Regions from separate parts of the Homo sapiens genome. Here region 2 is linked to region 1. The links are chromatin loops, found by intact Hi-C in ENCODE. Cell type or tissue: IMR-90. All regions are shown on one strand. Each heading gives the region's core, and the rest is flanking DNA. Links, peaks and the distances in the headings are about the cores only.

Region 1 (2,806 bases), core at 96-2,595:
GTCTGGCCAGCGTCGTGGGCATGAGCTACAGTGGCAATGGTAGCAGGCTTCCTGAGCTAACCACTGTGAGGTGTCCTCTAACTCCACAGTCCAGTGGTAGTTGCCCTGACTCTTCTCCCAGTTCTTCCACTGATGTTGTATACACCTAACTCCTTGTGATTTTTGCCTGCAGCACTCAACCCTGATATACTTAACTCACCTTCCTGCATGCAGTCATGCCCACTTATAAACCATTCTCCATTCCATACAGAATTCCTTAAATATGTAAACCACTCAGGTTATCTTCTGCTCAAAGTCCTCCAGGGGCTTTTTACCATACTTAGAATACAATTCAAACTTCTTACTGGAGTACAAAGCACTATCATCTGGCTTCAGCCCACTTCTCTGATGGTATCCAGCCACTGGGCTCTCAATTCCTGAAAAAGGCCAAGCTTTGCCCTAGATCTGTGCTATGCTGTTCCATCTGCATGGAACACCAGTTCTCCTAGTTTCCTACATGTCTTCCATGTCATTTAGATTAGATGTCACCTTCTCATCACCCCTCCTGTAAAGTTATTCTACCCTGTGTTCTCTGCAGAGCGCTTACTAGTATCTAATTTTTTCTTGTCTTAGTCACCATTGTTTCTCTTCTCGAAAAATGTATGCACAATGGGAGTAGAGAGGAACTTTGTCCCCTCATAGCAGATCTGGGATGCAAGGTAAATGCTTAATAAATATTTAAGGAATAAATTTGGGTTGAATTTGTAAGGTAGAAATTTTACTTCTGTCAGTTACTCCAAGTGTTTTAGTAAAAACTCCACGTTATTCTTAAATATTAGGTTGAGGATAATATCACTTTGCCATCTGGGCACAGGTGGTAGGTTAACAAACTTTTGGAATATATTATACTCAACTTTGTACTCGTGGGAATAAAAAAAGCCCTGAAAACAATCCCTTTTTAACACTGCCGCTGGAAAAAGGGGCTAAAAATCACTAATTTTTTATTGAGGAAAAGGAATATTAGATAGTTGGATTTCATTCAGGATTACTGCCATTTTTTCCAAACTACTCCAACTCTTGCAACATCAAGCTTTTGGCTTGTAAGGATAAACAAAATATAGTTTTCTCTCTCTTAGCTCCATCTGCTGTATTTGGCGGGCGACGGGGCGGGGGTTGGGGGAGGGGGGGAGGAGGGGTGGAGCCTCACACTTCATATCAAGTCTGGAGAAACAGCACCATCTGCTGGGGAAAGGCTGCCGTGCATCTGCCCTGGCAATAAGCCAGTGGCTTTCAACCTTTCCTTGTGCAACTACACATTTGACATTCTGCGTAGCAACTAAAACCCGCTTTCCAGACCAAAAAGAAGTCCTGCTACTCCAGAAATGTTGATAAGATTAGAGAATCTTCTGTTAAGGGCTTCTCTTCTAAAAAACCAACCTGGGCTTTGACCCAAGATTAGAAATCAGCGCCACTGTAGGAAAGAGAACAACAGAGGTACATCTGGATTAATAAACAGGAATAAAAAGAGCCACAACTTTAAGACGCTTTTGTCCTCCATATTCTCTGCAAACAAGAGGCTGAGGCCTTTGTCCTCTTTTTGGAAGTTCCAGAGGTTTTTTGCCTTCCTTCCCCTCATAAGGACTATGAATTCATCTGACTTCATCTTCTAGCTCATTATCCACATTAAAAAAAGTTTTTTAATGATGCATAACTGTGCATATTTATGGGGTACACTGTGGTGTTTCAATACATGTATACATTGTGTATCACTGCTTACATTCTTAGATAGGTATTTTTCCTCTCTTGCCAATCTACTTTATCTTTCAAATTCTTCCTACGACCTTTCTCCATCATTTGTGAATGGTTTTCCTAGGATCTAAAAACGATTCCATTCAACTAGTTTTTCCCTTACTTTGCAAAATAAATCTGATACTTCAATTTTCTCTTAATTCCTGAAATCTATTGATTTTCTGTCCTCCTTACTCAGTGTACATGGGTAGTAAAATGCCTCTCCACCTCAATCCTTTGCTGGCTAGATGCTGTGTGCCTTCCTTTTTATTCAATTCCTTTCTAATCTAGATCCTAGTGCCTAATCTTCTCATTTCTTCATTTTCCAACTACTCCTTAAATAACATTAAGATATACCCCTTTCTGCCATCTGCCTATGAGCTTTCCAAAAAAGGTATTAAGTTCATCCTTTTATTACTATTTGTGGTTTTATCATCATTTACAAATTATTCCCATTTCTAAGATGTACCTAAACTCATTTCCTTTCTTTTTTATTCATATATTTTCATAGACCCTAGATTTCTTAATTGGCTACTAGATCAAAATTATCAACATAAAATCTTTTATATCCCCTGTCCTCTCATAGTTCTAAGACTTCTTTTTCCTTATTCAAAGCATTTCTAAAATTGCTCCTCCAGGATTCGTGAGTTTTTCTTGATTAGTTAGGAGAGTAACTCCCTCCTTCAAGCATTACCTTAGAGACCTCAAAGTTAAGATTCTCAAAAATATAAGGAACTCCACTCATATCCTGAATGCTTACTATCCAAATGGAATAGTAACCTTATATGTATACATAACTCAAATAATAACCATGAATTGCCACCGGCACTCCATTAAAACACACACATGATACACGATTAAGATAAGAGCTAAATATTCTTGTTTTTCAGTTTCTCTTTTGCTATGGCGGCATGTGGATAGAGTTCAGGAACCTATATAAAACTGAGTGAAGAAAAAATGCTTTTATTAATCACAACATGAAATTAACATGACATCGTATTAGAATTAAACCAGGATAAATACTGCTGTTATAAAATTT
Region 2 (2,806 bases), core at 60-2,559, 380 kb before region 1:
GTGTGCACCACCAAGCCCAGCTAATTTTTGTATTTTTGGTAGAGACGGCTTTCACCATGTTGGCCAGGCTGGTTTCAAACTCCTGACCTCAAGCGACCCTCCTGCCTCAGCCTCCCAAAGTGCTGGGATTACAGGCGTGAGCCACTGCATCTGGCCATAAATAAATTTTAAAAATAGAAAAAGTATGTTTTTGTACAGCTATACAATATTTATGTTTTAAGCTAAGTGTTATTACAAAAGAGTCAAAATTAAAATATTTAAAAGTTTATAAAGTAAAAAAGTTACAGCAAGCTAAGGTTAATAAAATAATTTTAAATAAATTTAGTGTAGCCTAAATGTAGTGTTTATAAAATCAACAGTAGTGTATAGTAATGTCCTAGGCCTTTACCTTCACTCACAACTCACCCAGAGCATCTTCCAGTCCTCTAAGGTTCATTTGTGGTGAGTGCCCTATACAGGTATACCATGTTTTAAATCTTTTGTACCATATTTTACTGTACCTTTTCTATGTTTAGAACACAAATACCATGGTGTTACAGTTGCCTACAGTATTGTGTTCAGTACAGTAACATGATGTACAGGTTTGTACCCTAGGAGTAATAGGCTATATTATACAGCCTAGGTGTGTGGTGGGCTATACCATCTGGGTTTGTGTAAGTGCACTCTGTGATGTTCACACGACGATGAAATCATTTAATGATGTATTTCTCAGAACGCATACCCATTATTAAGTGACACATGACTGTATAATATTAAAGTCCAGAGTACCAAAACTTACACACATACACACTGTATGCATAATCCTTAACTACACAAATAAGATTCCAGTAATACACTACAGATACATCAATAGTTTGATATTTTAGAGAGGAATGCTAATTCATTTGTAGAGTTCCAAAAATTACCTTTTAAAACTTGGGTGACTGAAGATAGTATCCTTTCTCGGTAGTTGGGTAAGAATCAGAATTCTTGAGTGAAAGAGGTGGCGTGGGTTGGAGTAAATCCCCACTTAAAAAGTGGTGCAGGGAAGTAGGGAAGGGAATTAACATTTATTGAGCTCATATTGGACATGTTCTGGCACTTGTTATATGTTTTCTTATTTAAGTCTTACAACCTTGAGAAGTAGTAATAATTATTTCTTTAAAAATTACAGATGAAAAAACTGAGTTTCTTAGGAGTTATGTTTCAGGATTGCACAGTGATAGTCTCCAAGTTGAGATATAAACCAGGTCCCTATCTTCAAAGCCCATGTTCATTCTTCTATACCAGGTAGTTTAGTCCTGGTGTAAATGATAGAAAACTATCATCATTGCAATTTCAAAAATCATCCAGCAACACTGTTTGAGGCATTTGTTACTTTATAATCTAAATTAAATGTTTGCATAGATATTCTTTTTCTCCTTAAGCAGAAGTGCCTGTGGCCTTGAGATTAGTCTTTGTTTATATACAAAGTAACAGAATGTTTTAACCTGGCTGAGAAACAGAGTGACTAACAGGAAGAGGAAGCCAGACAACACTTTTCAGTGTTCAGCATGCAGTATGCTTGTCTGCTTTGTTACCTCTTGCACGTTAGTAGTGTGCTATATTTTAATCTACTGACAACTGTATCTTATAGTAGTCTGCTGTATTTTAATCTACTGACAACTTTATCTTATTTTCTTTTTGGATTTCCTAAAAGTTTTTGCTTAGGTTATTTAAATAATTATAAATGAGGCTGGGCACGGTAGCTCACACTTGTAATCCTGCCACTTTGGGAGGCCGAGGCAGGTGGATCACCTGAGGTCAGGAGTTGAGACCAGCCTGGCCGATGTGGCGAAACCCTGTCTCTACTAAAAATACAAAAATTAGGCTGGGCGCGGTGGCTCATGCCTGTAATCCCAGCACTTTGGGAGGCCAAGGCGGGCGGATCACCTGAGGTCAGGAGTTCAAGACCAGCCTGGCCAACATGGCGAAACCCCGTCTCTACGAAAAACACAAAAATTAGCCAGGCGTGGTGGTGCATGCCTGTAATCCCAGCTACTCGGGAAGCTGAGGCAAGAGAACCGCTTGAACCCAGGAGGCGGAGATTGAAGTGAGCCGAGATCGCACCACTGCACTCCAGCCTGGGCAACAAGAGCGTAACTCCATCTCAAAAAAGAAAAAAAAATACAAAAATTAGCTGGACGTGGTGGCGGGCGCCTACAATCCCAGCTACTCAGGAGGCTGAGGCAGGAGAATCGCTTGAACTCCGGAGCAGAGGTTGCAGTGAGCTGAGATCGTGCCACTGCACCCCAGCCTGGGCGAAAGACCAAAACTCCATCTCAAAAAATAATAATTATAAACAAAAATTTTGTCGTTCCGATATGTCTTAGATAACAATTTTGTTTAGGATTTAGAAAGTCCAGCTGTTCAATAGTTAATTTCTGACAGATAGGAGAGACTTTCAAGCCTTCTATTAGTGAACAACAAAATTATGTGCTCAGGGCTCAGAGAAACTAATGTTGCAATCTGTAAAACATTCATTCGGTAAATTCTCAATGGATACCTGTTTGGTCTACAATCAGAATTATCCCAGACAGAGATAATGGAGGCAGAAAAGACCATACATTTCTAGTGAAGAGCAAATTGAACATATAGTTTGTATTTAGGCCAAATTTTGGAGAGCCTTAAGTACCAGGGCAAGGAGTTTTACTTCATATAATACAATAAGAAAGAAGTTTCTCATGAAGGATTTTGAACTGCTGAGTGGTGCAGTCAAAGTGGTACGCGAGGGAGATTAATCTGGATGTGGCCTTGCAAGATAAATTGTTTGCAGCACAGCAGAATC

What was found. A loop is a pair of places that touch in the nucleus more often than their neighbours do. Peaks named below come from ENCODE experiments on the same cell type or tissue, not always from the same donor. Only the 100,000 strongest peaks of a DNase experiment are listed, where the experiment ranks them.
Region 2: it touches region 1 in a loop (9-fold over the local background); 8 of 110 quality-filtered maps call a loop at or near these places.

Annotation. Positions count from the first base shown.
Region 1 is chr4:82,460,996-82,463,801 of GRCh38, reverse strand. It overlaps ENOPH1 (enolase-phosphatase 1), which reads right to left. Exons shown (of 6, transcript NM_021204.5): 6 at 2,625-2,806. Among named protein-coding and RNA genes, the nearest start is that of ENOPH1, 32 kb to the right of the region's middle. In IMR-90, for the core only: a CTCF peak has its summit at 1,224 (motif pointing left); a DNase peak (open chromatin) is centred at 1,181.
Region 2 is chr4:82,838,492-82,841,297 of GRCh38, reverse strand. All of the region lies in intron 22 of SEC31A (SEC31 homolog A, COPII component), which reads left to right. Among named protein-coding and RNA genes, the nearest start is that of SCD5, 41 kb to the right of the region's middle. In IMR-90, for the core only: no CTCF peak of the experiment used is centred there; a DNase peak (open chromatin) is centred at 1,477.